Regions from separate parts of the Homo sapiens genome. Here all the other regions are linked to region 1. A link is a loop called in an ENCODE intact Hi-C map of the cell type or tissue named here. Cell type or tissue: mammary epithelial cell. All regions are shown on one strand. Links, peaks and the distances in the headings refer to the core of each region. The heading gives the core; the rest is flanking DNA. Region 1 overlaps SLC39A11 (solute carrier family 39 member 11). Region 2 overlaps LINC00511 (long intergenic non-protein coding RNA 511). Region 3 overlaps LINC00673 (long intergenic non-protein coding RNA 673).

Region 1 (10,752 bases), core at 1,028-9,027:
TTCATTGAGAAGGTGACTGTATTAGTTACTTATTGCTGCGTAACGGAATACCTCAAAACTTGGTTGGGTGTGGTGGCTCACACCTTTAATCCCAACACTTTGGGAGCTGAGGTAGGAGAATCACTTGGGCCCAGGAATTCAAGACAAGCCGGGGAAATATAGTGAGACCCCCATCTCTATAAAAGTAATTTTTAAAAAATTAGCTGGGCCTGGTAGCACATGCCTTGGTCTTCAGAGGCTGAGATGGGAGGATAGCTTTAACCTGAGAGGTCAAGGCTGCAGTGAGCCATGATCATGCCACTGCACTCCAGCCTGGGCAACAGCAAGACCCTGTCTCAAAAAAAAAAAAAAAAAAAAACACCTCAAAACTTGGTGGCTTAAACCAACAAAGATTATCTCAATTTTTTTATGGGTTAAGAATCTGAGAGTGGTTTTGCTGAGTGGTCCTGGCTCAGGGTCTCTCATGAGGTGGCAATCAAGAGAGGTCAGCTGGGGCTGCAGTCACCTGAAGTCTTGACTGGGGCTGAAGGATCCATTTCCAAGATGGCGCACTCCCATGGCTGTTGGCAGGAAGTCTCAGTTCCTCATCATGTAGGCACCTCCACATGGCTGCTTGAATATTCTCACAGTATGGCAACTGGCTTCCCCCAGAGCTAGTAGTCCAGAGAGAGAGAAGAGAGAAAGAAGCTACAAGCCTTTTATGATCTGGCCTTGGGAAGGTCCTGTGGCCTTGCCTTCAAAGAGTTGAAGAAATGAGCCACTGATAACTGAGAAGGAATGTTCCAGTGAAAATGCCCCAAGGTAGAAGTAACCAGGCATTCTGGAGGAACAGCAAGGAGACCAGATGGCTGGTGTAGCTGGAGCTAGGAAGAGATCAATAGAAGAAGAAATCAGAAGAGAAGAAGAGAATGGAGGGAGAAAAGAATGGAGAGAAGAGAGAATGGAGAGAAGATAAATCAGAAGAGAAGAAGAGAACGGAGGGCATGAATGTGTAAGTCATTACAGGCCAGCAGGGGATGTGGGCCCTGGCCCTGAGTGGAATGGGGAGCCACTGCAGTGTCTTCAACACAGGAGCAGCATAATCAGACTTAGCAAATTTGCAGAGAATAGAGTTTATAGGGGCAAAGGTGGAAGCAGGGAGACTGGTTAGGAGGCTGTTACTGTAGCCCAGGAAGGACATGATGGAGGCTTGCACCTTAGTATAGCCATGGAAGAGGGGAGAAGTGGCTGGATTCTCATCAGATCTAAAGGTAGATCCCCGCCTCTGGTTTCCCTGGCAAATTGCATATAAGGTGTGACAGAGAGTAGCCAAGAATGGCACCACGGTTTATGGTCTCCTCTTCCCCAAAGCTGCCACTGACCACTTTCCCTCCCTGCCTTCTGCAGTTTTATGTGGAGCAATGAGGTATGGAAGAGGGCTTGGCATCCAGCATCCTTTCCCTCACTGCAGGGACCCACGGCGTGTCCTTCAGTCCATGGCTTACCCTTTGTGGACCTTGGTTACTACATCTACAAAATAGAAAATGGACCTCCTCTGTCATAGAAATAATAACTGTTTATAAAGGCACTTAAAGCTCCTTAGAAGAAAGCACTAAGGATGTGAGGGCAATCTGGCTGTGACATCTGTCACTCCATTGATTGCCAGGGTTGATTCGGCTGATCTGGCTGGCTAGGCGGGTGTCCCTTTCCTCCCTCACCGCTCCATGTGCGTCCCTCCCGAAGCTGTGCACTTGGTTGAAGAGGACGACCATCCCCAATAGAGGAGGACCGGTCTTCGGTCAAGGGTATACAAGTAGCTGCGCTCCCCTGCTAGAACCTCCAAACAAGCTCTCAAGAAGAAAGCACTAAAATTCTGGAAACATTGTTAGTGGTTTGCGATAGTATTTTGAGAGCTGGGGAACTAAATGTTTTGGTTGCATCTCCTCCCCTGATGTGTTTGCTGCAGATGGAGAGGCTGAAGCCCTCCGTGAATAAGAAACTGGAGTGAGAGATGCTTCGCGGGACAGACGTTCATATCCTGAGGCAATACCCCACACGGATGTCCAAACTCATGATCTAAGGAGACTGTCCACATGCCAGGTCCGCAGGAAATGAGACTGAGGCCCTCATCATTCAGACCCCCAGGCGATCCTCTTCTGGGGCCTTGCACTGCTGCCTCAACTATCTATATAAAGTTCAAAATCACATATAACTAGGCTCTGCTGTTAGAAGTGAGGATAGTGATTCTCCTTCAGGAGAGGCCCATGAGGAGCAGGAGCCCAGGATTGAGGGGGTCTCAGGGTGCTGGTGATGTTCCGTTTCTTGATCGGGATGTGGGTTTCATGGGTTTGCTTAGTTTCTGAAACGTTATCCTGTACAACGCAGGCGGATCTGCTCTTTTCTGAACATACATTCAACTGCAGTAAAATATCTTTTTAAAAAGGTAATGGGAAGATACTCTTTTCCCAAAAATATGACTCCTCCCTAGGAACTGAAATCCTACCTTTAGAGAGTTGTCGGTTTCTGCTCAAACGTGTTGTTTGTAAAATTTCAAATATGTTAAGGAGAATTAACAAATTAAACTGCCAATGGGCTAATGGCCATTAAATTAGTAGCTAAGAAGGCATAGCTTGGTTGTGCCTGTTTGGGGACTTTGTGTAAATAGGACTGTACAACACTTACTATTTTGTGTCTAGTTTTTCTCACTCAGAATTGTGTCTGTGACGTGGCTCCAGACTCACACAGAGGTATAAACCTTTCATTCTTATTGCCACACAGTATTCCATTGTGTGAATAGAACACAAGGAATAAAATGAGTTTATTTTACTCATTCTGTTGTAGAGGGGCACTTGCATGGTTTCCAGTTTATGACTATTATTGATAGCACTGCCATGAATAACAGCACTCCCAGGATGTGTGTGCCTGTCTTTCTTTCTCTCTTTCTCTTTCTTTCTCTCTTTCTTCTCTTTCTTCCCTCCTTCCTTCCTTCCTTTCTTTTCTTTTCCTTCCTTTCCTTCCTTTTTTTCTTTTTTCTTTCTCTCTCTCTCTTTCTTCTCTTTCTTCCCTCCTTCCTTTTCTTTTTCTTTTCCTTCTTTTCCTTCCTTTTTCTTTTCTTTTTTCTTTTTCTTTCTCTCTTTCTTCTCTTTCTTCTCTCCTTCCTTCCTTCCTTTTCTTTCCTTTTCCTTCCTTTCTTTCCTTTTTCTTTTCTTTTCTTTTTTCTTTTCTTTCTTTCTCTCTTTCTTTCTCTTTCTTCTCTTTCTTCCCTCCTTCCTTCCTTTTCTTTCTTTTCTTTTCCTTCCTTTCCTTCCTTTTTCTTTTTTTTCTTTTCTTTCTTTTTCTTTCTTTCTCTTTCTTTTTCTTTCTTCCCTCCTTCTTTCCTTTTCTTTCTTTTCTTTTCCTTCCCTTCCTTTTCTTTCTTTTCTCTCTCTCCCTCTCTCTTTCTTTCTTTCCTCTTTTCTTTCTTCCTTTCCTCTTTTCTTTCTTCCTTTCTTTTCTTTCTAAAAAAAGGCCTCATTCTGTTGGCCAGTCCAGGCTGGACTGCCATGGCTCCATCATAGTACTACAGCCTCAAACTCCTGGGCTCAGGCAGTCCTCCCACCCATCTCCTGAGTTGCTGGGATTACAGGCGCGAACCACTGCGCCCAGTTTAAGATGTGTCTTTTGATGGCTACAGAGGCACATTGCTCTCAGATGTGTGCCCCCACCACATTGTATGAGGCAGCCTCATACTTGGCTAGCCCATAGGATTGGTTTGCTTTGCTGGGACACTTAGCAGGTGAAGGTCTTCAGAGCATTCCTCTGGGAGTCAGTGATCCCATAGAAATGTGGGCGGTTTGTCTACACTTCTGCAGGGAGAAGTGCACAGTGGTGGCCTGAATCACCCTCAGCCACCACCCTGCCTTCCGGCTGACTTCCTTGGGCTCTTCCTCACCCCCTCGAAGGAAGGCAGCAGACTGTAAGGGAATGGATGGGTCATCTCATCTCGCCAGCCTGCACCAAGAAGTTTCCGAGAACTGCACCAAGAGGGTGGGGGAAGATCCCTTGCGTGCTAAGCCAGCTCCTCTGAGCAGGTAGGGCCGGGCAGCCCTGCGGGGAGTACCCAGCCCCTTCCCACCTGCAGGCTCATCAAACACCTCGACAGGCTGCCCTAGTGGGAAGCCGGTGATGTCATCTCCAGGCCTGAACAATCAGGCCTTTCACGGCAAGATGATAACAATCAAAACAGTATGTAAGGGCCTGCCACACAAGAACACACACGCTCATCGCACATGGGAGGATCTGAAAGCCGGGGTGAAGCAGGGCTTGTCAGGGATATGCCATTCTCCTTTCATAATCAACCGGCCAGGGAATATAGCCTGGAGAGCAAGGCTGCAGGTTGCCGTCCCTTCGCTTGCCAATTCTCAGAGAAACCCATGACTCTCTCCACTACCTCTCCTGAGAGCGTGCACCTCGAACCCCAGAACTACACCCCAGGCTGAGCAGCAATCTGCGCTCAAGCAGGAGTGTCCCACTGCACAACTCCAGGGGGCGCCATGGTCAGAGAACACAAGGTGAAAAGTACCCCTGGAATTGTGCAACAGTGAGCTTTGAGAGTGACCACTGGCTTTGGACTAAGGGAGCTGAGGCCTGGTGGTTCTCAAAGGTGGTTGCTCAGCCCCAAATCTGTCGTGCCATAGCTAAGTTCCCTAGAAGCCTGCACTCCACTGAGGCTAGAAATTCTCAAATGAGATGCGTGAGATCAGGTGTTCTCCACACTCAGTCTGAGCAGTTTTTGTCGTCCAGCTATTTGCTAAGGAAGCAAGCTCATCTAACATGTTTACTCAAGGTCAGTGGGTCTCAATCAGGGTTGGTCCCCTCCCCCTCCCCGGAGACATTTGGCCATGTCTGGAGACGTTTTGGTTGTCACAGCTGAGAGGTTGTTGCTGGCATCTAGCAGATAGGAGCCGAGGATGCTGGTAAGCATCCTACACTGCACAGAACCAGGCCCCCACAACAAGGAACTCACGGTGTGAAATGTCAGTAGTGGTGAGGTTGAGAAATCCCGCTGTGGATGGCACGTTCCACTCCATTAAACCCTGCAGGTCTCTGGCTCGAAACCCCCTGAGTCTGGCCTGCCCTCCCTGTTGACCAGAAGAGGCCAGAACCTCAGCTCACTAGCCAAGTGGGTGTCGGGCAGCGTCCGCCCCTATCTCCATATGGTTCGATGGGTCTGCATGAGGCCCAGAAAACCCGGTATGTGTACACAGTAGCAGTTAGGAGGCCCTGCTCTGTCACTTCCCAGCTCCACAACCTTCAGGGCCAGTTATTTAACTCCTTGAGCATCAATTTCTCCATCTGTAAAATGGGAATAATGGTGAAAGCTGCTCATGAGGTGGTTGAGGGGCAAGGCATGTTGTTACATGTAATATGCTTACAAGCACGCCCAGCACGTAGTAATACTCAATAAATAACAGCAGTGGTTATCGTCATTTTTATTCTAGCCGGAGGACCTCGGGCTGCCTCTGATGGGTGCGGTAATGAAAGACTTGAGCTGGTTTCAACCGCAGGCGGTTGCAGTGGGGTCTCCAGTGCTGTGCACAGCTCCTGGCACATGCTCTGTGCTGCTGCTGACACGAGCTGGAAGCATTTCCCAAGCTCAAGGCCTGAGACATTGAGGTTTGAGTGGAGATGGCTAATAAATGAATTTCAAGGGAACACCCCTGAGTAACTCACTCAGCACAGGCATCTGCCTCCCAAAGATAGTATAGGGACCCCTGGGGTGGTACTTCGCACTCCGGCCTTGGAAAACACCTGAGGTATGGCTGGGGTGTTTAACACTCAGGTTTTCCCTAAAAATCCAGCAGGTTCAGCTAAGAAAGAATCACAGAGGGCCAGCCATGGTGGCTCAAGCCTGTAATCCCAACACTTTGGGAGCCTGAGGCGGGCAGATTGCCTAAGGTCAGGAGTTTGAGACCAGCCTGGCCAACATGGTCAAACCCTGTCTCTACTAAAAATACAAAAAAATAAAATAAAATAAAAATTAGCCAGGCATGGTGGTAGGTGCCTGTAATCCCAGCTATTTGGGAGGCTGAGGCAGGAGAATTGCTTGAACCCGGGAGGCAGAGGTTGCAGTGACCCAAGATCGCGCCACTGCACTTCAGCCTGGGCAACAGAGCAAGACTCTGTCTCCAAAAAAAAAAAAAAAAAAAAAAAAAGAGTCACAGAGGACACGTGTAAGAGAGATAGGCCTTGGCTCGAATGCATGTTTTATTTTTGTTTGTATGTTGGCTTGGACTTGGAGAAGGGGAGAGAAAGGAAGACCTAGCTCACCCCGCCAGATCATCTCACATCTTTGCTTTCTCTGTTCCTTCTTTCTGGATGAAATGCATTTCCCCATCTTTATCTATTAAAATTGTCCCCATCCTTCACAGTCCATCTTGGATGTTGCTTTCTCCACAAAGGTTTCCTGGATCATCTGTCTCCGCCAAAATCATCCTCGCCCCTAATGCTCTGTGCTAGATCTTATGGCCTTTAGCAAGTCCCGTGCTGTGCTGGAGTCATTTGCAGGCAGGTCTTTTGCTGTGTATCAGATTATAAGTTCCTTGAAGACAGGGACCTTCCAAATGTCTTTCTTCATATGTGGCATGAGCTCTTGCACATGGCCAGGGCTTAGCGGTTGACTCTGGAGTGACTCCTGAGAAGAGGCTTCCAGGTGGCCAAGTTGCCACTGCAGGACATGGTTCTGCCCAGGAGGTCGTATAATTGAGAAGGCTAAGGCACACCCTTTGTAGAAGAAATTGGTGTGTGGCTGGGAGGTCACCAGTCTGGGGGGAATAGGAGGCTTCAGTGCCCAGCTCATCACCGCCTCATTCAGCAGCCTCGGGCAGTTTTAACAGTGGCTGCTATTTAAAGAGCACCCACTCTGGGCTCCGAGATAAGCCTGGCACTTCACAGTGATCATTTGCCATCCACACAAGAGCCCTGTCGGTGGGGGAGTTTTATGCCCATTTTTCAGTTAAAGGAAAGGCTGAGTGATCTGTAGCTTGCACTGGGTCCCACCTGTGCACCTGGGGTCCCACCCAGATGTGTTTGACTCATATGTTTGACTGGCACTACACATCACAGGGCCTCCAAAGGCATTGTACTTGTCTGCATCTCCTTTTTCTACCTTAACAATCTTAACAATCAAGGCATTGAGCCAGGCGACCTCCAAGGGCCCTAACTTTTAACATGGGTGATGGGTGGGGGGTAGTAGGAGGAGGATGCTGGAGAAGAGAAGTCAGCCCCTGGGGCGAAACAGGGTCAGGCCTCTAAGAAAAAGCAGAAACAACTGCCCACCGGGGATGCCTTTCTTCCTGTTGCCCACTGCTTGGGATTAGTGTTCCCTGAAGATACGAGGAGGGAGGCCCTTCTTACCTAGCACCCGGATGGGACCCTGGCCATTGGCCCTCAGCCTCTACCAGGTTGGAAGAGCAAAGGATGAGAGACCTCTGGAAAAGTACCTCAGACTGTCCGCCTCTGCCCCTGCATCCAGCCCACGGAGAGGCCAAGCCCATGAATGGGCACCTTTCCCCCGCCTACACTCCCTTGGCACCCCTTGTGGGCCCAGCCCCCCTCCATCTTCTAGGATTCATTATTTGTGCTCAGGCCCAGCGCCTTCCCCACTTCCTTACAGGTCACCTCTGGGGGTTTCCTAAGCAGCCTGAATTGTTTCTTTATGTCCCTACCCAAGAAAGCAAAGTGTCTGCTGCTGTCCCTACAGGGAGGCCATCCCTTCTGCTTCTGCCGTGCCTGCCCAGTTCCTGGATGCCACTCAGGGCTGGGCTGGAGACAGCAGCCCGCAAGGACCCACCCAGCATCAATGGGGCTGGTGAGGGTTTCAGGGAAGCTGGCTCTCTAGAGGGCAGTAGATCCAAGGGGCTAAAAGCGGTCAAAATTTGCATCAGACCATTGCGAGTTTTAGGTAGGGCTTTTTACTTTTTCAAACATCTGCTTAGCTTGTAGGATTCTGTATATATCCCCTGTGGAAAATTAAAATTCTTACCCTAGCTTGCCTCTGCCACCTACCCTGTTTCTGACTACTTCTGAGGGTGACCAACTCACATCAGTTATCTGGGGACTGTGCCAGGTTTAGCACTGAGTAAGTCCTATATCCTGGGAAACCCCTCAGTCCCTGGTGAACCGGAATGGTTGGGCACCCTAGTTCCTGTCCCAAAAGGGACACTGTATTCAGGGAATTCTGACCTCTTAACATATTGGCCTGTACATTCTAATGAGGTAAACCATTGCTACTCACTCCTGCCCAAAGTCAGGGCAGTCAAGTGATCTTCTGTAGTCTTCCTTCTTGCCATTCTCTCTTCCATCTCTGCTCCTCCTTGATGTTTATTTTTATTTATTTATTTATCTTTTGTTTGTTTGTTTGTTTGTTTTGAGGCAGAATCTCACTCTGTTGCCCAGCCTGGAGTGCGGTGGCGCTATCTCGGCTCACTGTAACCTCTGCCTCCCGGGTTCAAGCGATTCTCATGCCTCAGCTCCCCTGGTAGCTGGGATTACGGGCACCCACCACCATGCCTGGCTAATTTTTGTATTTTTAGTAAAGACGGAGTTTCACCGTGTTGACCAGGCTGGTCTTGAACTCCTGACCTCATGATCTGCCCACCTCTGCCTCCCAAAGTGTTGGGATTACAGGCGTGAGCCACCGTGCCTGGCCTATTTATTTATTTTTTTGAGGAATGATTTTGAAATATGCCTGATAATTGTGTTCTTTGCTGTTCTTCTTTTTTCTCTTTTTTATTTATTTTTATTTATTATATACAGACAGGGTCTTGCTATGTTGCCCAGGCTGGTCAAACTCCTGGCCTCAAGCAGTCCTCCTGCCTCAGCCTCCCAAAGTGCCGGGATTACAGGTGTGAGCCACCATGCCCGGCCTTCGATGTTTAAAAAAAATAATAAAAATAAACATATAATAGGAAATGAACTTTAAAAATAAACCCTGATTCCCCCAATGCTGGATGGGACCCCCCTTCCTCGCGGTTCTCTGGTTTTGTCCCTTCCTAGCAAATTCTGATTCCTAAGGAAAAGGAAAAGAGAAGTCTGGATGCCCTGAGGCAAACTCTGCCTCCATGAGGCAGCCCCTGCAGACAGACCTCCCCGGGAGAGGCCTGTCAGGGCTGCTCTTGTCCTTGCTGGTGCAGCCCAACCCCAGGAGTCATCCTCCTCCCCAATGACTCCCTGCCCTGTCGACCCTCCCTTCCCGCCTCCCCCGTCTCCTTCCCTTTCCACGCTCCCTCTCTCCTCTCCTGTCCCACTCTACACACGGATGCCCCTCTCCTGGCCCTTCTCGAGAGATCTCTGCCTTGTTGCTCTCAGTCAGGCTCCGGTGACAGGTTGCCATGGGACTTGGCTTGTCACGGAAGGGACAAGGGACCTTGTCAGGGGACAGCCTGCGGTTTCTTTTCTAAAAGAGCCCTTCATCTCCACTTCCCTCTCCTTCCCATTAATGTGTCGTGGTCCAGACTAGTAATAGTGTCTTTGTGCTACTGCTGGGGAGGAACAGAACCCAGAAGACAGCAGCTTCACTGTCTTCAGAAGGGCATGGGTTTGTATTTTCCCCGTGGCTTTTGAATGCTGTTTTGAATTTTCATGGCCCATCCTGGAAAGGAAACCTCTCATCTGACCTTTCCCTTCCCAGAGCGTAAAGGAGGGAGGGAATGGCCCACCAACCCCACCTGCCCAGGATCGTCAGCTCAGAGTGTTTAGTTAGACTGAAGGCCTTGCAGGAATGCACAGCAGGGCTGCAGGAGGGGAGCTGGTGAGCCTGGGGCATCCTCCACGCCACCAGCCCCCCGGGAGGCTGCCCTTGTTCTTCTTCACAGTTTCCCATCCTCCAGCCAGTCTAGGCCCCACAGCTCCTAAGTCAGCTCACGGCTCACCCCCTACCACTGAGAGACTATCCCTGCCACGGGGTCCTCAATATTCTCTGTCACTTCTGTTATGCATCCATATCCCCGAATACCACCTGCTTTGCTGCTCCTGCCCTCAGTTGCTCCAGATCTCCTCCAAAGCTCCCCAGATCAGATCTTGTATATAGTAAGCACCCCGGTTGCAGGCTCCTGATGCATTCAGTAGTGGCCACAGGTGTCCTCGGCTCCCAGACTGTGTTGGGAATTCGAATAGCAGGGAAGGGGCTCCTGGGAGGGAGGCGGGCTTGGCCTCCATCCTCATCCTCACCTCCTCTGACACCTGCTTAGGCCAGTGGCTCTCAACGCCCTCGCACACTCTTAAAATCTGCACACAGGGGGCCCAATGCCACGGCAATAAACCGAGATCTCCAGGGCAGGGCCGAGGCATCGGCATTTGCCGGTGCTCCCTGTGACTGGCATGTGTCGTCAGGTCTGAGAGCCGTGGATTCAAATCCCACTCTGGAGCTGATGCAGGTGATTGAAGAAGAGGAGAGGGCTGGAAGGGACTGTGTCCTCCACTGGGCCACCCCCACCAGTGGGCCTCTGACCAATGCCCAACAAGCAGCGGGGCGAGGGAACTTGGATGGGCCTGTGCGTGTGCACGGGTGTGTGGAGGAGAGCCCAGTTAGGCAGTGTTGTGCATGACAGGTAGGAAAGGCAGAGAAACTGTGGTGCCAGCCCCTGCTGGGGAGCAAAGGAGCCCAGGAGTGTCAGGAGGGACTCTGACCGCCCAGCAATGCAATGCCCTGCTGAGAAAGGCCTGGCAGGATCCAGAGGGCATGGCAGCTGTTTGGGCTGGCAGCCCCGTGCCAGGGCTGGGGCAAGGCAGAGG
Region 2 (10,752 bases), core at 832-8,831, 52 kb after region 1:
CCCCTGATCTGTGCCCCAAGAGCTGCCCTTGTAGGGATTGCATCAGCAGGCTCCCTTGGCCACTGGATTCCAGCTGAGTTCAGCAAGTGGAGCGAATAGCAGAAGATTAGAGGGTGGAAGGAAAGTAGCCTCAGTTTCTGGCAGGCTGTCCTTTCTCCGCAGCTGCTGTCTCTGGGTTCTGGAAACATTCTGCTCTCCTTGCCCCGTCTGACTTCAGAGGGTGGGGGTCATGCCTTCCCACCACTGCTGGCCCCATGAACCTGCACTCTCCCTTGTTGGTTCCTTGAACTCTGCCCATCCCATAATACATCATCTCTGTCTTAAGCTCTTTTCAGTCCCCCAAAGTGGTTGTGCTGTTTGTATCCTGTTAGGACCCTGATTCATCCAAAAACTGGAGTCAAAAGTCACACAGGGCCGGGCACGGTGGCTCACGCCTGTAATCCCAGCCCTTTGGGAGGCCAAGGTAGGCAGATCACTTGAGGTCAGGAGTTCGAGACCAGCCTGGCCAACATGTTGAAACCTCAGCTCTACTAAAAATACACAAATTAGCTGGACGTGGTGGTGCATGCCTGTAGTCCCAGCTACTCAGGAGGCTGAGGCAGGAGAGTTGCTTCATCCTGGGAGGTGGAGGTTGCAGTTAGCCCAATCACGCCACTGCACTCCAGCCTGGGCAACAGAGTAAGACTCTGTCTCCAAAAAAAAAGACACACAGAACAAATCCTTTTTCTCTTCTTTTATGCATGGTATTTCTGCTCAAACAGAGGCCTTATAATAATGGAATGGACAAATAATTATTACAATTGAGAAAAGTTTCATCAACTGAAGCAGTTTGCAAATTTTCTAGGTTTCTTCTATCATTCAGATTATTAATGTACCAGTTGTTGATCTCTTTCTCTTTAACATTTCTGGAGTTTTCTCTGTCATCCTTTGTCGGCTTCTGACTTCCCCAGGGGACTTCACATCTTTCTTTTAGTGCTGAGGTGAGTTGCTCCAACTGAAGCTCCTCTTTTTGAGCGGCTTCCACCTTCGTTCCTCTGGCAGTGCAGAAGCAGGCCGTTTGCCCTGGTGAGCTACCTCCAATTGAACCATCATCATCTGAGCATCAGAGAATTCTGAGCAGGAAAATTGAGACTTGTTCCAATTTATTGAGACTTCTTCCAAAACTTAGGAAAATGTTTAGCCGGAAGATAGTCTGTAAGTATCTGTCTGTTTTAAAATACAGGCATGCACACCATGCCATGATAGCTTTCCCGTCTCAGTAGTTGCTGTGACTGTCTTTGTGTTTTGTTTTGTTTTGTTTTGTTTTGTTTTGAGACAGAGTCTTGCTCAGTTGCCCAGGCTGGAGTGCAGTGGCGTGATCTCGGCTCACTGCAAGCTCCGCCTCCCAGGTTCACGCCATTCTCCTGCCTCAGCCTCCTGAGTAGCTGGGACTACAGGGACCCGCTACCATGCCCAGCTAATTTTTTTTTTTTTATTTTTAGTAGAGATGGGGTTTCACCATGTTAGCCAGGATGGTCTCGATCTCCCGACCTCATGATCCACCCGCCTCAGCCTCCCAAAGTGCTGGGATTACAGGCGTGAGCCACCGCGCCCGGTCATGTTTTGTTTTTTGAGACTGAGTTTCACACTTGTCGGCCAGGCTGGAGTGCAATGGGGTGATCTCAGCTCGCTGCAACCTCTGCCTCCTGGGTTCAAGCAATTCTCCTGCCTCAGCCTCCCAAGTAGCTGGGATTACAGTCACCTGCCACCATGCCCAGTTATTTTTGTATTTTTAGTAGAGACAGGGTTTCACTATGTTGGCCAGTCTGACCTCAGGTGATCCACCTGCCTCGGCCTCCCAAAGTGCTGGGATTACAGGCGTGGGCCACTGTGCCCGGCCAGCTGTGACTGTCTTTATCATGACCTCTTAATGCATGGATTGGGAGCTGCAAGGAGTAGATCCCCAAGTGGGACTAGCATGGATCCCAAGGTATTTATTGGAAGGATTATGTCAAAACAAAGCAACAACAACAATCAAGAAAGAATGAAATATCAACCGGAAGGACAGAAAGAATATAGTCCATCTTCTGGGCATGTGTGGAATGAGTTTTCTCTGCACGGAGCTTTCTTCTCTCTCTTTACAGATCTGCTTTCTTCATTTGGGAGGAAACATGAGCACCCTCTTGCCCTTGACTTTTACATCTTGCAGCTTTCACTGAGGGCGAGCTTCCCTTATTCGGTTCTAGTCAGCCAAATCTCAAGGCAGGACTCTGATTGGATTAGCTAAAGTCAGATGCCCATCCTTGGACCCGTCAACTGTAGCCAAGGGGAGGAAGAAGGCCATGCACCAACAGAGCTGCTCCTGCCAGAACCGTGGGACGAGGTGGGAAGCGTTGTTCTCAAAGGAGGAGCGGGTACCAGGCGGAATAATTTGCATTATAGGTATTCTAAAGCAGCAATTAGTTTTAGAAACAAACTTATCACATAAAGAGACTCTCAGCTCAACAAACACTATTTGATATATTCACAATTTAATAGAAGCTCTCAGTTCAATAAACAAATATATGAACTGAGTAACTGCAGTGTTGATGTAGGAACAAATCATTATTTTCTGATTGTTGATGGACATGATAAGCAGAGTCTACTACTGAGATGGGAAAGCCATCATGGCACAGTGTGCATGCCTGTATTTTAAAACAGACTGACACAGACTATCTTCCAGCTAAACATTTTCTTAAGTTTTGGAAGAAGTCTCAGTATACTGGAAAAGGTCCAATTCTCCTGCTCAGAATTCTCTTCTGTACAGTGCTGGGTGCATAGTATACATCAGAGAAATCTGCTTCTAAAGGTGATAAATAATAGGTGTGTTAAATTAGTAAATTATATTATCTACTGGAAGTTGATAAGTGCTACTGAAAAAGAAAAGGAAAGCAGAGTTGAGACAATCTCCAGTGCTGGAGGGAGGCATGGCCATTGGGTTGCAATTTTAAATAGAGGCTGAGAGCTCTTTAAAAAGGAGACATTTGGGGCCGGGCATGGTGGCTCACACCTGTAATCCCAGCACTTTGGGAGGCTGAGGTAGGTGGATCACGAGGTCAAGAGATCGAGACCATCCTGGCCAATATGGTGAAACCCTGTCTCTACTAAAAATACAAAAATTAGCTGGGTGTGGCGGCCATGCATCTATAGTCCCAGCTACTTGGGAGGCTGAGGCAGGAGAATCACTTGAACCCGGGAGGCAGAGGTTGCAGTGAGCTGAGATTGTGCCACTGCACTACAGCCTGGTGACGGAGTGAGACTGTGTGTCAAACAAGCAAGCAAGCAAACAAACAAACAAAAAAAGGAGACATTTGGCCAGGCACAGGGGTTCAAGCAGCATTTTGGGAGGTCAAAGCGGGAGGATTGCTTGAGGCCAGGAGTTCAAGACAAGCCTAGGCAACATAACGAGACCCTCATCTCTACAAAAAATTTAAAAATTAGCCAGGCGTGGTGATGCATGCCTGTAGAACCGACCACCTAGGAGACTGAGGCGGGAGGATCCCTTGAGACCAGGAGATTGAGGCTCTGGTGAGCTATGATAGCATCACTGCACTTCACAGCCTGGGCAACAGAGCAAGACCCTGTCTCAAAAAATAAAAAAAGAGAGGGGGGACATTTGAGCAAAGATTGGAGGACATGACATTTCCTCTGTTCTTATTGCATACTTCTGCTGCTTAGTTTAGTACCCCATTAAAAGTAACGTTTGGGTTGGAAATAAATACTATTTAGTAATGACTTGACCCATTATTTCTTGCTTCTAATTTGTGGCCATTAAAAGAAATGTAAACCCTTCAAGGACACAAAGAGAGAGATTTCCATGCTTCATATATTCCGGTTGAGCCAAGTCAAGTCATAGATTTTAGAACAGCAAAGAATGTTGCCCCACCCTTTCGTTTTATAGGTGAATTGTGAATGCCTGGCCAAAAGCCACATGGTGAGCTAGAAATGCAGTGGTGATTAATATGAAATCAAATGCATCCACAGAAATGCACTTCAACAGAGTGACTCAAATGGCCAAGAATGGAGAACAGACAGTCCCTTCTTATTTCCCTGGCTTATATTAAAAATTTCTAGATCTCACCATTTGCCATTAAATATTACATTCCAACTGTTTTTGATGATATTGGTAGTATTGCATTGCTATATTGGGAAACATTAAAATGACAGTGTTTTTCAAATGTGCCTTTATTCACAAGGTTCATTTGGAATGCCAGCATAAGACTAGGCCATCACTCAGAGAGTGTTTCTCCTCATTACTTACGAGCGGCTTGCTCTTCTCCCTTCTCCCTTTAACTATTTGTCTCTACTTGTATCATGTTACTGGTCTTTATTATAATTTGTAGAGATGTGTTTTTGCTGAGGGCACCTCCTATCATTTTTTTTTGAGATGGAGTCTCGCTGTGTCTCCCAGGCTGGAGTGCAGTGGCATGACCTCAGCTCACTGCAACCACCGCCTCCCAGGTTCACACGATTCTCCTGCCTCAGCCTCCTGAATACCTGGGAGTACAGGTGCATGCCACCATGCCCCGCCAATTTTTGTATTTTTAGTAGAGACAGGGTTTCACCATGTTGGCCAGGCTGGTCTTGAACTCCTGACCTCAAGTGATCTGCCTGCCTCAGCCTCCCAAAGTGCTGGGATTGCAGGTATGAGCCACTGTGCCTGGCCTCATTTTCTTAAATAACAGCTTTATTGAGATATTATTCACATTCCATGAAGTTCACCCTTTAAAATGTACAACTCAGAAAAGTCATACATTGATCACCACTGTCTAATTCCAGAATATTTTCAGCACCCCCAAAAGATACCCCATAACCATAAGCAGACATTTCTCATTCCTTGCATGCCTCAGCCCCTGGCAACCATTGATCTATTTCTGTCTTTAGAGATGTGCCTATTCTGGACATTTCATATAAATGGAATCATACAGTTAGTGGCTTCTGTGTCTGGCTTCAAGGTGCATCTATGTTGCAGCATGTATTAGTATTTCATTCTTTTTCATGGCTGAATAATATTCCATTTTACGGATATATCAATTTATTCATTCATCTGTTGATGAACATTTGAGTCATTTCTACTTTTGGGCTATTATGGTTAATGCTGCTATGAATATTTGTGTACAAGTTTAGTATAGACATACGTTTTCAGTTCTCTTGACTACATACCTAGGAATGAAATTCCTGGGTCTTATGGTAACTCTATATTTAATCATCTGAGGATCACCAGGCTGTTTTCCAAAGTGGCTGCAGCATTTTACATTTCCACCAGCAGAGGATGAGGGTTCCAATTTCTCCATGTGCTCGCCAACATTTGTTCTTATCATGTCATCTTCAAATAGAGATAATTTTGCTTCCTTTTTTTTTTTTTTTTTCCAATCTGGATGACTTTCTTTTTGCCTAATTGCTCTGGCTAGAACCTCCACTACAATGTTGAATAAAAGTGGTAAGAGTGGACATACTTGTCTTATTCCTGACAAGAAACCATTCAGTCTTTCACCCTTAAGTATGATGTTAATTGTAGGTTTTTCATAGATGCCCTATGTCAAGTTGAGGAAATCCCCTTCTATTTCTAGTTTGTTGAGTGTTTTATAATGAAAATGTGTTGAATTTTGCTAAATGTGTTTTCTGTGTCAATGGAGATGATCATGTGATTTTTGTCCTTTGTTCAGTTAATATGGTGTGTCACATTGATTTTTCTATGTTAAACCATCTTTGCATTCCTGAGATAAATTTCACTTGGTCATGGTGTCTGCTCTTTTTATATGTTGCTGGATTTAGTTTGACAATATTTTGTTGATGATTTTTGCATCTACTCATAAGGAATATTGGTCTGTGTTTTTCTTTTCTTGTGGTGTCTTTGTCTTGTTTTAGTATCAAGGTAATAATACTGGCCTCATAGTATGAATTGGGAAGTTGTCCCTCCTCTTCTATTTTTTTGGAAGAGCTTGTAAGGGATTAGAGTTAATTCCTCTTTAAATGTTTGGTAGCATTCATCCACGAAGCCATCTGGTCCTAGGCTCTGCTTCATGTGGTTTGGTTTTGTTTTAACTAATTCAGTCTCTTTTTACTTGTTATGGGTCTGTTTAGATATTCTATTTCTTCTTGACTCAAATACTTTTTGAAAATAGGTAGGTTAAAAGTCAACTTGTCAAAGTAATTAAAGAGTTGTTCTTTTCATTTGAAATGATTGCTGTTGGTAGTGTTGAACTTCCACTGTGGTTTTGAGTGTTAAAACCGTGGAATGAGAGCCCCCTGCACTTCAGGGCCTGGCGTGATGCTCCTCATTAATGTCATGCTAGAAAGCTCACTGTCTATCTCTGAATCCCAGTTTCCTCATCTGCAAAATGGGCTTAATCACATCATCCTTAAAGGTTGTCAAGGGGATCAGGTGAGACATCCATCTCATGCCTAGCATATAGTAGACCCTCAATAATGATGATCTGTTTTCTCTAGCAATATATATCTGATACTCACCCACTAGGCGCTGGGGACCCTTCTAGGGACTAAGGATACAGTGAGCAAAAGCAGAGACCCTGGTGGTTACATTCTAATGGAGGAGAGATCAAAATAAACAAACACATAGAAAGGGTCTAAGGAAGTCTTTGCCTGATTTTTAAGCCAACAGAGACATGGGCACAGCAGTCAGGCAGGTGCAGCTCCCATGTGTGATTTTTAATGATCAGAGCTAGGCTGGAGAACCTGATTGTCCTGGGACCAGGTGGGCTTGCCTGAGCTCTCAGTTCCCCCTTTCAGTTTAGCTCTAGGGACAGTCTTCTGAGGCCAAGTTAGGATCTATAGAGCAAGACTAGCAGGACTACTTCTGAGACTCAGTGTCCAGGCCTTACAGACTTTAGATAAATTAGCAGCTGACTCCAGAAACCTGGGCCCATGGCTCTTGCCCACCAGTCAGTGGCTTGTTCTGAGGACAAGGTGGAGAAAGTGGCCAGGAGCATGACTCTGTTGGGGGCTTTTCCTGTGCTCAGTGGAGGCCTCTTCCCCTATTCAGTGGGGGCTCTTATAATCAGTGGGGGCTCTTATAATCAGTGGGTGGCTCTTCCTATACTTAGTGAGGTTCTTCCCCTTTTCGGTGGGGGCCTCTTCCCCTATTCAGTGGAGATCTCTTCTCATACTTGGTGGCGGGGGTGGGGATGCGGGTTCTTCCCATAGTCAGTGGGGGGCTCTTCCCATGGTCAGTGGGGGGCTCTTCCCAAAGTCAATGGGGGGCTCTTCCCATAGTCAGTGGGGGGCTCTTCCCATGGTCAGTGGGGGGCTCTTCCCAAAGTCAATGGGGGCCTCTTCCCATAGTCAGTGGGGGGCTCTTTCCATGGTCAGTGGGGGGCTCTTCCCAAAGCCAATGGGAGGCTCTTCCCATAGTGGGGGGCTCTTCCCATATTCACTGGGGGGCTCTTCCCACAGTCAGTGGAGGGGGGCTCTTCTCATATTAACTAGGGGGGCTCTTCCCATATTCACTGCGGGGCTCTTCCCATGGTCAGTGGGAGGGCTCTTCTCATATTAACTGGGGGAGACTCTTTCCATTCAGTGGGGGGCTCTTCCCATGGTCAGTGGGGGGCTCGTCTCATAATCAAAGGGGGGCTTTTCCCATATTCACTGGGGGGCTCTTCCCATGGCCAGTGGGGGGCTCTTCCCATAGTCAGTGGGAGGGGTCTTCTCATATTAACTGGGGAGGCTCTTCCCATTCAGTGGGGGGGCTCTTCTCATAATCAAAGGGGGGCTCTTCCCATGGTCAGTGAGGGGTCCCTCCCCTCTTCAGTGGGGGTTTCTTTCTCTTTTCAGTGGAGATCTCTTCCTATACTCAGTGGGGGCTCTTCTCTTGTTTCTCCTGTATCCCAGTTCACAGGGCACTGTGTTAGAAGGTGACAGGGAAGTGGGAGGCACCTTTTACGGCATGGTGGGAGAAGGCTCTTCTAGGGAGGTGACACTGGGCAGAGAACCAAGTGGTAGGAGTGAGCCAGACATGCAAAGCTCCTGGGCACAGGAGGGTGTCCCAGGCAGAAGTGATGCCTCATTGGTACATTTGAGAAGCAGTAATGGTCTTATGGTCTTTTCTGCCTCCTTTACTCCCTCCCTGTGTCTTTTTTTTTTTTTTTTTTTTGAGACGGAGTCTTACTCTGTCACCCAGGCTGGAGTGCAGTGGTGCGATCCCAGCTCACTGCAACCTCAGCCTCCCGGGCCCAAGAGATTCTCCTGCCTCAGCCTCCCGAGTAGCTGGAATTACAGGCACCCACCACCACACATGGCTAATTTTTGTATTTTTAGTAAAGATGAGGTTTCACCATGTTGGCCAGGCTGGTTTTGAACTCCTGACCTCAAGTGATCCACCTGCCTCAGCCTCCCAAAGTGCTGGGATTACAGGGGTGAGCCACCCCGCCCGGCCTCTCCCTGTGTCTTTTTACTCAACCTTTCTAAATCTCATGCAGACTCCGTCTTCCTCAGAGCCCGCTGGTGTTGGGAGAAACAAAACAACCTGTGCTTTCCAGCCTGTGGCTCCTTAGAGACAAAATCTCTTAGTCAGGTATGGAGCCCCGAGTCCTTGAGCTCCACTGCCGGTTGTCCAAGACAAAAAGCTTTAGAGGCATCAAAGACCACTTCTTTGCTGAGATGGATCAGAATTGGCCTGAAAACCTGTTTGCCTTTCCAGAGAGTTTTCTTTTTGGTTTATTTAGTGGCTAGCGGCAGTCTCTCCAAGGGAAACCACTGGATTTATTAATGAGAAAATGAAGGCTTGTGTTTAAGCCTCGTCTCTGGTAAGTTGCGTGATGCGGAGGGGCAGATGTTTACAGTGGCTCCCCGAGGGTGCAGGCCTCGCCCTGGCAGGTGGCTGGGTTTCTGCCATGCTACGGTCCTATGCTCACCTGCCATGTCCTCTGAGGTCATCGGATGTGGCTTAACCTCAGCTTTCAAGGACAGAAGGCAACTCTTCTAGCACCGGCCATGACCCTGACATTTCCTGCTTCCCGGAACCGTCTGTGCTTCTCTACCAGAAGAGCTCTCTACCCAGGGACATGTCAGCCAGGTGGAGGGGTCAGGCAGTGATCTGCAGGGCGAGAGGGTTAGTCCCTGGGATACCCATCAGGTCCTATTCCTGGGTAATCTGACTAAAGTCTTATTTTCTTCGGATGCAAAATCTCACCTGGGCTAGGACAGATTAGCTTGAAGATCTGTGGAGGTGCAGCTTCTGGCACCAGAACTTTAGATGCTGGATGAATATTGACAGGGACTTAGTATGGAGGGAGGTGTGTTATCTTTAGTGCTGGGCTTAGGAACTGGGCTCACTAAAGTGAGGGCTTCAGCAACAAATTGGGCTGGTCATCTCTGTAGGACATCTCCTGCAGGGTGGCTGATTTCTGTCAAAAGCTCAGTGGCTGATTCCTCTCCCCAGGGAGACCCGCAGTAGGGCCCCATAAGCAGGTTTTGGCTTCCTGGCTTAGTTGATTTAGAACAGGTCTATTAGGTTGAACTGAATGACATGTCCTACCTTCTTTGGATAGCCTGGGCTGCTGATAGGCCCACTGTCAGGCAGGCTACCCTAGGTCTTGGTGGTTGCTGCTGCCTCGCTGTGTGACCTTGGGTGAGTTGCTTTCCCTCTCTGGGCTTCACTTTCTACCTCTGTAAAATGAAGGGTTGGATAGATTTCTTAAGAATGTGCCTTTCACTTCTAGGCTGAAGGATCAGATCCTTATTATCTCTCCCTGCCCTGGGCCTGACACCTAGAAGCCTCTCAATAAACCTTTCATTGAATGAGTGAATGAATAAATGAATAACAATGTGATGGTTTGTTATTTTTTTCATCAGCTGTGTTTTTTCTACAGAGCCCATGGAACAGACTTACGGCGTATGACCTCATCGGAGACTTGTACATGGGGCCAACCCCCATTTTCCCACAGGAAACCCACACTCTAATTAAGGGCTGACCCTGAACTTGAATCTGAGTCTTCTCTTTCTTCAACAGAGAGCCATCTCTCCAGCCCAGCTGGCAAGGAGACAGGTGATGTTACAGGAAAAAATACACAGCTTGTGCCCTTGGAATTACCAGAGTTCAAAGCCTGTTCAGCATCTACCCACCATGTGACCCGGGTCGAATTCTTCAGTTTCTCTAAGCCCATTTTCTCATCTGTAAGATGGGGAAGTGTAATCAGTTCTGAACCCACATATACCTCACTGGGCTTGAACAGGCCTGAGCAGGCATGTGGGGCTTTACTAGCTAGCCATCCTTTCTGCCGCTCTCCCTCATTCTCCTTCAAGCCCCCCAAAGTCCTTGGTGGAGGAGGAAGTGGAGACAGAACGTTTGGTGTTGGGTGAGGTACGTGAGGAGGCTGATTTCAGAACCTCCAGGAAACAAAGCTTTAGTGTTCCGAGGGCAGTGCCCGCCTGTGCCTCCTCCTCACAGGGGGTAGTAGGAGTGGGGTGGGGCCGAGGCATTTCCCAGCACAGCTCAATCACATCTCCTGCGCCTGCCCTTGTGACCTGCTCACTGGAAAGGAAGAAATGACCGAGGGAGAAGGGAGGGCATTTGAGGTGAGTGCCTGAACTGATGTCTTGGAGAATATTTGCATGACAAAGCTTCTTGCAAAATCTGGGTAGGACTTCCAGTTAACCCCCTGGAGGAGGCTTGGGGAAGTTGTGCTCTGAACCCACACACACCAGGTCGCCTTTCTGTGTTGCCCTATTTGGTTTCGCTAGTTCTGCCACAGGGAGAAGGTGTGTTCTGGATGGGTC
Region 3 (10,752 bases), core at 1,171-9,170, 100 kb after region 1:
TATAATAAGACCAATTTTCTATGTTGCAGCCTACATTGATAATTATCTTCAATGGTGCTTGAGGGCCAGTGAGTCAGTGGGCCATTGTTTCCTTAACCAGTCCTTAACTCTTGGCCTTTGAGTTCCAGTTTTTCACCACAGATTGCACTTTTGTGCCTTGCTTTTTTTTTTTGTTTTTGTTTTTTTTTTTTTTTTGAGATGGAGTCTCACTCTTTCGCCCAGGCTGGAGTGCAGTGGCACTATCTCGGCTCACTGCAAGCTCCACCTCCCGGGTTCACGCCATTCTCCTGCCTCAGCCTCCCGAGTAGCTGGGACTACAGGTGCCCGCCATCACACCCGGCTAATTTTTTTCTTTTTTTGTATTTTTAGTAGAGATGGGGTTTCACCGTGTTAGTCAAGATGGTCTCGATCTCCTGACCTCGTGATCCGCCCACCTCGGCCTCCCAAAGTGCTGGGATTACAGGCATGAGCCACCGCGTCCGGCCTTTTTTTTTTTTTTTTTTTTTTTTTTTTAAAAAAAAGGAACATCTGAAGTGACTTGAGTCTCTGATCTGGCAGTCATAACCCTTATCCCGTTCCTTGAGCCCCAGGGAGGTTGGGAGAGGGGGAAAAAAAACAACTGTGCTATCCATTCTGGGTCCTCTTAGCCAGGGGTGTGGAGGCTGGGGAGTGAAGGGCGTCTATGGGATTGGTCAGTGGGCAGCGGCTTCCAGCTGTGGCGAGGGAGGTGTCAGCTTGCTGCTCTTGCTGTGGGTCTCACACTCTTCCTCCATCCATCCCCCTGAGCTTCGAAGAAGAGCTCTTATTATTAAAGCTGTCCTTGAAAAACTCTCTGCTTCTTGGGCATTGAGGAGCAGGTCCAAATGGGTCATCTTCTCCCTACCTTCTCCCTGTCTGTCTTCTCCCATCTGTGTCTTAGCCTTTCCTTCTTCTCTCCATACCTGCCCTTGGTGGGTTGTTTACCCCAGTTTCTCATCTTTTCTCATGAAGGAGGAGGAAGCACCCAGCAGCTGGCGTTTGCCAGAGCTGCAGGTAAAAGGGACCAGGTTACCACCAAGACAGGAGAGACGGGGCTTTCCAGGCAGAAATCCCTGAATCCCCTGGTCTAAGTGCTGAGTAAGCACTCGACTCCCTGGGGCCCTGAATGATGGAAGAGAGGGAGACTATTAGGGCTGACGCCAGACAGAATGCACGCTCGCAGGTGGATCTGACTTTTTGTGTTTTGTGGTTTAAAAATGTGCTTGCCTTCTGTAATCCCAGCACTTTGGGAGGCCAAGGTGGGAGGATCACTTGAGGTCAGGAGTTCGAGACCAGCCTGGCCAACATGGTGAAACCCCGTCTCTACTGAAAATATGAAAAAATAGCCAGACGTGCATGCATGCTCATGTGCACACATATGCACACCCCCCACCTTGCCTTTTATAGAGCCATGAGGCAGCAGATTCAACCGAATACCATGTAGCATGAGCCACAGACGTGTATGGGAACATTTATGAACGCTTGCCTATAATCCCAGCTACTTGGGAGGCTGAGGCAGGAGAATCACTTGAACCCGGGAGGCAGAGGTTGCAATAAGTCGAGATCACACTATTGCGCTCCAGCCCGGGTGATGGAGTGAGACTCTGTCTCAAAATAAATAAATTAATAGGTGGGGCGTGGTGGCTCACACCTGTAATCCCAGCACTTTGGGAGGCCAAGGCGGGTGGATCACGAGGTCAGGAGTTCGAGACCAGCCTGGCCCAATATGATGAAACCCTCGTCTCTACTAAAAATACAAAAATCACCCGGACATGGTGGTGAGCGTCTGTAATCCCAGCTACTCAGGAGGTTGAGGCAGAAGAATCGCTTGAACCCAGGAGGCAGAGGTTGCAGTGAACCGAGATGGCGCCAACTGCACTCCAGCCTGGTGACAGAGCGAGACTCCGTCTCAAAAAAAAAACAAAACAAAAATAAATAATAAAAAAGCGTGTGCCTGCTCATTTTCAGTTCTCAGCACCCACATCTCTTACCTAGGTGAGTGCTTGGAGCTGAGGTTTGTTAACATAAGTCATAGAGGTTTCAGCTTTCCTTTATTAGCACTTTCATGCCCCTAAGGGGAGAAAAACCAATGGAAGGTAGCAGGCAGTGTGTGTGTGGGGGGCATTATTCAGCCATAGAAAGGACCAAAGCATGGACATGTGCTACCAACATGGAGGTACCTTGAAAACCTGAGGCTGAGAGGAGCCAGACACAAAAGGCCCCCTGTTGCACATCCCATTGCTATGAAATGTCCAGGATAGGCAAACCCACAGAGACAGGAAGGAGCTTAGTGGCTGGCAGGGGCTGGGCTGGGGTCAGGGAGTGGACAGTGGCTGATGAATGGGGTGGAGTTTCCTTTCAGAGGGGCTGATAGTGCTCTGGACCTAGATGGTGGTGATGCTTGCACGACACTGTGAATGTGCTGTCATCGTACACTTGAAACAGGTTAAAATGCCGAGTTGCGTGGTATGTGCATATTACCATAGTCAATAGAAATGGAAGGAAATGCAGTGGAGTCTTGCACTAGGGTTTGTCTCAGGAGAACGGGGAGAGTTGCATCTTCCTGGTTTTCTGCTGTTACCCAGCTCTCCACGCCCATTCCTGCCTGGCCCCGGGGTTGGATAAGAACCTTTCCTAAGTGGACAGAGTTCTTAGGGTCTCATTGCAGCTGGAAGCACCTTGGGCCATGTAGCTGTGCTCTGGCAGGTGCAGTAACTCCCCTCTCAGGGCCCACGAGAAGGGGCATCTGGCTTTGGGGGGCTGTCTATGGTGCGGTTGTCAGTGTACCTCGGCTGTCCCAGCTCAGGAGTTCTGGAAACTTCCCGGGCCACTCTAGCCATTCTGACTTTTGCAGGTTCTGGGCAACTTTGCCCTCTTGGATCCCTTCCTACTTAAAAAATATATTAAAAATGTCAAATATTATGATATATTAAAACATTTTTTTTACCTAAAAGCATGTGTTCTATTTTTTTTTCCCCTGATTTTAAAAGAAGTTAAAACATTTTCATGGGCCCTTCAGAGTATGGCGGGCGCTGGTTTGTGCCTCATGGATGGTCTGATGGGGACGTCAGCCTGGGGCTGTGTTGTCCTGGATCTGTGTGTCCCAAGAACCTCCTCCTGGTTGGTTCCATATTCATGGGCCTCCCTGACCTTCCTCCAAAACAGCTGCAGGGTGGCAGAATCTGCCCTGGTCACCGAGACTGAGCCCTTCAGTCTGAGATAAAAAGTCCCCAAAGAAGGGTTACAGCTCACCCCCAGGAGCTCAGCCCCATGAGCCCTCTCCCCACCACCATGCCCAGTGGGTCTCATGAAGACACCCATGCAAGTGGTCATGGGAAAGAGGACTCCCCCATACCTTGCTCCAGCACGGACCTTGCTCCAGCACCGGCCCTGCTCAGCCAGATTTTCAGAACGAGAGGGATATTCTCATCTGTGGCAAAGAATATTCTCTATATTCTGTATACATCATTTGAGACTTAAATGGGTTTCAACAGATCCATTCTTCTTGTAGATGTAGGAAAGTTTGACATATGATTGTTCTCTGCCAAATAGCCATGTTCGCGGGATTCCTTTTGATGGAAATTATTTATTAGGACAAAAAGGGAATAAGTGCAAAAAACTTGAGCAAGACTAGAAACAAAATAATTGATGGCTGCCTCTGTGGTGCCATTTTTGGATGATGGCTGTGTCTGGGGAGTCAGGCTGGGTGTCTGGGAGGGCCACACTCCCTGTGAGCTCCGGGACAGGTAGGTTGCCTGGAGGTTTCCTTTCTGGTGTCACCCTGTAAGCGTCTGTGGATTTGTGCAGGGTGCCTTGTCTCTCCCTTGCATTTTCCCGGTGGGTCTGGGGCAGGACACGGCTGGGGACAGGGGTAGAGGACTGGCCACTGTGGCCAGAATGAGGTGCAGGGAGGGACAGGCAGGTCCCTCATGGCCCATAGTGCCTCTAGGGGGTGCATAAATGCATATATATGTGCACATACACACGTGCATGCATACTCATGCGTACATATACACAGCCCCCCACCTTGCCTTTTACAGAGCCATGAAGCAGCAGATGCAACCGAATACTGTGCAGCATGAGCCACAGACGTTTACGGGAAGAACCGGCAGGAGGCGCCGGGAAACTAAAGGGCTCCAGCTCTCTGAGTGGTGGCTTTGCCATTGTGGCTGTGCGAGCTCAGCCTCCTGGAAACCCGCCCTGAGCTTGGTTAACAGCATTCACTCCAGGTTTAGCCCAGCTCCAGGTTATCGCAGGCAGGACTCCCGAGAACAGGTTCATGTTTGCTTTTTGGGAGGTGCTGCGCTAAAGTGGAAAACCACCCTGGGCCGAGTGGGACCTCCCCAGCTGGGCGGCTGTTAACCAGCCAGGATGTCTGACCCTGAGAAGTCACCGTGCACTCTTGGGACTCATTTTTCTCATCAGCAGGATGGGGTGATGGAGCTGGCCTTACTGGGTGCTGGGGATGATATAAAGAGGTGGCGTGTGCATGTCTGTGTGTCTGTGTGTGGGCGAACATGTTTGGTAAGTGATAGGCTCTGCACACGTGCACGGCACCATCATGGTTCCCTCCCTGCAGCACTTGGCACGCAGTGGGGGCTCAGAGCACAGGCCGACTGATGGCCTGGGGTTGCAGCCCTGCTCCGTGTGTCCCTGGGCACTTGCTTACTGACCACCCCACAGGTGAACACGGGCAGGTGGGTGTTTGGAGGTGTGAGGCTGAGGAGGGTCTGGATCTTGCAGCTCTTGCAGCCTGGATAGTTATGGGGTCTGGAGGGGGCTTTTATTGCGCCTGGTGCTTCCTGCTCAGGGCCAAGTCTGGGGCTGCCTGACTCTTGGGCTCTGGTGCCCTCTAGTGTTCAGGTTATATTATTGCAGGTGCAGGCCATGTACACATTTACCAGCAGCCTAACTGGGTCTCCCTTCTCTCACCCCAATCCGACATGGATGGAAATAGCTTTAGAAAACTCACATGTCTTTGGCAGACTATTGAACATACCTGGTCTATCGCCAAAAGGACTTAAGGCATTTAATTTAAAATGTTATTTTCATAAGTAAAGGAAATAAAGGCTGGGCGCGGTGGCTCATGGCTGTAATTCCAACACGTTGGGAGGCCCAGGTAGGAGGATCCCCTGAGCCCACAAGTTTGAGACCAGCCTGGGCAGCATAGTGAGGCCCTATCTTTTCAAAAAACAAATTAGCCGGCTTGATGGTCCCGGCTACTTCAGAGACTGAGCTGGGAGTTTGAAGCTACAGTGAGCTGCGATCACGCCACTGCACTCCGGCCTGGGTGACAGAACAAGACCCTGTATCTAAAAAAATAAAAATAAATAAAGGAAGGAAAAATAAGATAAAAGCCACGGGGAAAGCTGGGATAAAATATTCTGCTCTAATCCCTATATAATTGCTAGGGGTGGCAGGGCTATGGTCCGGTGTAGGCTAGTACTTTCTGGGTCAGCTCTATCAATTCTTATTAGGTGAAGTTATCCACGGGCTGCCACTGTGCAGAGAGATGCGTGGGCTCCCCAGGAATGCTCTGTGGTGGACGCATCCTCTTCCCACAGGAAATTCTGAGCTTCAAGGATCTTCTAGGTTCTTTCCCCGCCACTTTCTACTAAGGAGGCCTGTGACATAAATACAAAAGTGCAGGTCTGGGCTGGGTGCGCTGGCTCACGCCTGTAATCCCAGCACTTTGGGAGGCTGAGGTGGGAGGATCACCTGAGGTCAGGAGTTCGAGACCAGCCTGGCCAACATGGTGAAACCCTGTCTCTACTAAAAATACAAAAAATTAGCTGGGCGTGGCGACAGGCTCTGTAATCCCAGCTACTCGGGAGGCTGAGGGAGGAGAATCCCTTGGACCCGGGAGGTGGAGGTTGCAGTGAGCCGAGAGATCATGTCATTGCACTCCAGCCTGGGCAACGAGAGTGAAACTCTGTCTCAGAAAAACAAAAAACGAAAAACAGCAGGTCTGTAAAGGTCACTCTGAGGAAGGCCAGAACAGTGCAGTGGCTGCTGGGTTTGATGAACCGTACTCCTCAGAGCATCTAGGCCCGTGGTTTTTCAGCTGGAGCTCATCTGAGCCCCTGTGGGGGGCTGTTTAGGACACAGATGGCTGGTCCCACCCGCAATGTTCCTGATTCAGTTGCTCTGGTGCAGGGCCTGAGAACCTGCATTTCTTGTAAGCTCCCTGTTGATGCAGATGCTGCTGGTCAGGGGACCCTTGCTCTAGACTCCTGGGACTCCTGCTCTAGGACCCCTGCTTTCTGGAGCCCTGGTCTAGAAAGAACGGATTGAACCCTGGTTTTTCTCTCTCCCTCCATGAAGTGCGTGTTGGCAGTGGAGCTTTTGGTGACGATGAGCTGGCACAATGTGGGGAGTTCTGCTCTGCCAGCCCCCTGGAAGGCAGCTCTTCTGTACAGGTCGTAAAGGCTGGCACCTTCTAGGGAAAATCCGGGGACTCATGGGTGCCACCCTTTCCTGGGAGGCTCCATCACCCTCCTATGCTACAACATGACTGTTTCCAGAAAACACTTGAGTCTGTCTCATATAAACACTTGAGGGCCTACAGGAATAGCATGCTCTGCTGGAGTGTGCAAGTCCTCTGTCATTATAGGGCTGTCACATTTTAGCCTAGAGAAGGTTTTTAAGGCAGTAGATCCTGAACATTCACTTTGACCATTGGAAAAACCAAACTCTCAGGAACGGAGAGAGAAAACATTGCAGCTTTGCCCACATGACTTTCCTAGCGGATCCTTTGAGGTCTGGGTGCCCTCAAGTCCTCCCTAGGTAACAAGATGGCCCACTATGGTGGATTCTTGGAAACCAGTTAGAGGTGGAGAGCATCTCCCATGAATCGAGTCTGTAGTTTGGAGGAATCTCTAGTCTTTTCTTTCGTAGCCTGAGTAGATAGCAGGGCACCTGTTCATTAGGACCTCTTCTAGGCTTGTCATGGTAAGCCCGTGTTGTCTTCATATACAAGAATTGTATTCTGTTGAATACAGAGGACTGGGGGCAGGGTAAATACACTCCCTCAAGGGGTAGAAACAACAGCAAAAAGTGCCAGACATTGATGAGGCTCTGATTCAAGTGACTTTCAGCTATACATTTAAAAATCCAGTGGGCTTAGCCCTGCTCCTGTCTCTAGGCCCTAGGTGGGGAAAGTGAGGACCACAGCTAAGCCACCTGCCCAAGGTCACATAAATGGTAAGTAACAGAGCTGGGATTCAAACCCAGGTAGTAGGGATTACAGGCTGGAGCATCTGAGGTTTAAAAGGTGGGAGACCAGGACCCAGGTCTGTTACCCACACTGGAAATTGTTAGCATGCTTGTCAAGGCCTGTAGCCCCTGACTCCCCTAGGTGAATGTCAGGATCCCTCCCAGGAGTATGTGTGTGAGAGAGTGTATGTGAGTGTGTCTGAGTGTATGTGTGAGTGTGCATATCTGGTGTGTGTGTGTCTGTATGTCTGTGTATGAGTGTGTGGGTGTGTATCTTGGTGTATGAGTGTGTGTGCCTGGGTGTGTATATGAGTGTGAGTGTGCATAAGTGTGTGGGTGTGTGTATGATTGTGTATATCTGGGTTTCTGCCTGTGTGTGTATGAGTGTGTGTGTGCGCGTCTGAGTCTTGTGCGTCTCTGTGTGTCTGGGTGTATGAGTGTGTATATGTTGTGTGTGTCTGCGTTATGTGTGTCTGTGTTGTGTGCGTGTTTGGGCGTGTGTCTGAGTGTGTGTTGTGTGTCTCTGGGGAGGGGTGTGTGTGTGTGAGAATGTGTGTGGTGTGTGTGTGTCTGGGTGTGTGTGGTATGTGTGGGTGTGTGTGTGAGTGGGTGTGTGAGTGTGTGTGTGTTGTGTGCGTGCCTGGGGGTGTGGTCCTATGTAAAGAGCTCTGCCGGTTTCTGCCAAAGGCCGGCGAAGGCACAATCTGCATTGTTCCTAACAGATAGACCTCCAGAGTTATAACGGTGCTTGAGGGAAGTGGCTCGCTTCTGTCCTCACAAAAATCGTGGCCAGGGCAAAGGCATTAACTCCTTATAACCAGCTGTGCCCAGCAGGGAAGTCAGGCGAAGAGCAGCACCTGAGCTCAGGCAGCTCCTCTGGGCCCGCGGGCATCTCTCCTGGATATTGCTGGGGTCTGTCGCCACCTCGTGGTTATTCCGTGTATCGGCTTTCAAATGAAGCTCTCACTCCAGCATCTGGGACCATGGACCCATGGACAGAGACCCCTCCCGGAGGGTCTTGTGTCTTGCAGGGCACTGGGGCCTGATAGAAAGAGGTGGTCGCTCTCTACGGTTCCAGTCTCGGAGGGGCACAGTGGGGCGTGTGGGAAAGAACATGGGCTTTGGAGCCAGCGCCGGATCAGGTGCACACATGAATGTGACTGTCAAGCGACTGAAGCGCTCTCATTGCTGGTTTTCCATTCACGGGGAGGCTCCTGTTCATGGCGTTTTGTGAATTAGCGACAGTAAAGCACCTGGCACCGGGTAGCTGCTCTAATTCTAAAAATTAGGGGCAGGACGCAGCTGCCTATCGCCCGTAAACTGTATACAGCTTTGTGACATCATCCCATTGTATGACACAGGTTGCGTTATTGAAGATTTCCACACATTATCCACTTTCTGGAATACTTTTGGATTTACGGAAAAGTTTACAGAAAATACATTTACAGAAAATGAGTTCCTGGGCTGGGCGCGGTGGCTCACGCCTGTAATCCCAGCACTTTGGGAGGCCGAGGTGGGTGGATCACGAGGTCAGGAGTTCGAGACCAGCCTGGCCAACATGGTGAAACCCCTGTCTCTACTAAAAATACAAAAATTAGCTGGGCGTGGTGGTGGATGCCTGTAATCCCGGCTACTCAGGAGGCTGAGGCAGAGAATTGCTTGAACCCGGGAGGCAGAGGTTGCAGTGAGCCGAGATCGTGCCACTGCACTCCAGCCTGGGCGACAGAGCAAGACTCCGTCTCAAAATAATAATAATAATAATAGGAGTTCTGATATATCTCTCACCCAGTTTCTCTTGGTATTAACATCTTCATACTATGTTATATGCATACAACAAGCATGTCAACATCATCATAGTGCGTTTATCAATGCTAAGAAATTAACATTGGAAGCATGCTATTAACCATAGAGTTGGTCTCTGTTGATTAGTTTTTCCACTAATATCCTTTTCCTGTTCAAGGATCCAGTCTGGATTCCACATTGTATTTAGTCTTTTCTGCTCTGTGATGTTTCCCTCAGTCTTTTCTTGTTTTTAGTGACGTTGACAATTTTAGAGAATGCTAGTCATGTATTTTGAAGGATGTTCTTCCATTTGGTTTTGTCTGACGTTTTCTCATAATAAACTGGGGTTTCAGGGAGAATACAGCAGTGAAGTGTTCTCATTGCATCAAATCAGTGGGTACGTGACGTCAACAGCGTTCATCACTGGTGATCTTGACCTTGATCACTGGTCTAAGGTGGTGTCCGCCAGTTTTCTTCACTGTGCATTTGCTGTTTTTCCCTTTCTGTACCCTTCATTAGAAGAGAGTCACCAAGTCCAGCCCCTTTATATCAATAGGAGGGGACATAAGCTCAATTTCCTGGAGGGGGAAGTGTCCAAATACACTATTTGGAGTTCTTCTATCAGGACATTTTGTCCCATCTCCCTCGTTTATTTATTTATTCATTCACTCACTCATTTATATCAGTATGGGCTCATGGATACCTATGAAAGTGCATTTTCCTTGTCTTGGTCCTGGAACAATTTTTTTCATGCTTGGAAAGATATTTCCTAGTTTGAGTTTGAGGTGTTGAGTGAATAGTCCTTTGTCATTTCTTTTGGCTCTGCGTTTTTGGAGCCTGTAACAATGAGTATGTTGAATTGCTCGCCTGGTTTTGGGCTAACTGGGGGTCTTGGGTATGGTGAGAACTAGGTTTTGTGGTGAGGCTGCATCAGGGCTGTGTCTGTGGTCGGCCACGGTGATACCTGTGAGCACTTGTCACTGTCTCCTTTGCGAGAAGCAGCTGGGCTTGGCCTCCAACCTGGCGTGGAAATCCTGGTGCTGCCACCCTCAGTGTTCCTTTGGGTGAATCAGTGCCCCGCCCCCAGCTTCATCATCTGTAAAGTATTGATTCTCACCTTGACAAGGTGGAGGTCATGCGTGTATTCTCCCAGGCAGAGGTCTTTATCAGTACTTAGCCGTCAGAATGATCTGTAAGGTGAGTACAGCCACTGATATCTTCAACTGCTCAGTACCATCTCCAAGGTCATGGCCAGGGCATGGTGGGTTTGGATCTGGACCATCTGGATCTCACACGGTTCAGCCCAAATGATTTCTGTGGTGTCTGTAATCGTGGTGTCTTGTGAGGACTGATGACCCCAGACGTGCAGGGCCACCCTTATCCCTTCCCCTCCCCTTCTCCTGTCTTCTCAGCACCCCCAGGGTTACATGGCGGTCAGGCTGAGAGGCAGGGGTGACAGGATGGGGTGGGAGAGCTCCAGAAGGGTCGGAGACCTCACTCTGGTAACTGTCATTCTCTAGGGTCTGGGAATTGGTCTTGGAGGTGCTGACTCATCAGAATTGGAGATGCCCAGGCTCTCTGATGACAGATGGCTCTGGAGGAGCACAGGAGGGGTGCACCCATCAGATGTTGATGTCTCTTTCCAGCCGCCCTTCTTCAAGGGGGTACTGCCAGGAGCCTCTGGCTGAGGCACCTGCGTCCTGGTTTCAAGGCATCCAGGGGGTCACTTGATGATCT

Evidence for each region. Peaks named below come from ENCODE experiments on the same cell type or tissue, not always from the same donor. Only the 100,000 strongest peaks of a DNase experiment are listed, where the experiment ranks them.
Region 2: a loop joins it to region 1, with 6 times the contacts of the local background. A loop is called at or near these places in 7 of 110 quality-filtered maps.
Region 3: it touches region 1 in a loop (6-fold over the local background); 12 of 110 quality-filtered maps call a loop at or near these places.

The regions. Positions count from the first base shown.
Region 1 is chr17:72,654,996-72,665,747 of GRCh38, reverse strand. All of the region lies in intron 7 of SLC39A11 (solute carrier family 39 member 11), which reads left to right. It also overlaps the pseudogene RN7SKP180. Among named protein-coding and RNA genes, the nearest start is that of LINC00511, 20 kb to the right of the region's middle. In mammary epithelial cell, for the core only: CTCF peaks have their summits at 4,494 (motif pointing right) and 7,861 (motif pointing right); DNase peaks (open chromatin) are centred at 4,107 and 8,077; H3K27ac peaks cover 1,677 bases.
Region 2 is chr17:72,602,902-72,613,653 of GRCh38, reverse strand. LINC00511 (long intergenic non-protein coding RNA 511) reads left to right here. Exons shown (of 5, transcript NR_033876.1): 4 at 9,846-10,551. Among named protein-coding and RNA genes, the nearest start is that of LINC00673, 15 kb to the right of the region's middle. RefSeq lists an enhancer at 9,850-10,752. In mammary epithelial cell, for the core only: no CTCF peak of the experiment used is centred there; a DNase peak (open chromatin) is centred at 3,943; H3K27ac peaks cover 1,480 bases.
Region 3 is chr17:72,554,521-72,565,272 of GRCh38, reverse strand. All of the region lies in intron 1 of LINC00673 (long intergenic non-protein coding RNA 673), which reads left to right. Among named protein-coding and RNA genes, the nearest start is that of LINC00673, 33 kb to the left of the region's middle. RefSeq lists an enhancer at 7,994-8,494. In mammary epithelial cell, for the core only: CTCF peaks have their summits at 4,870 (motif pointing left) and 8,158 (motif pointing left); a DNase peak (open chromatin) is centred at 8,092.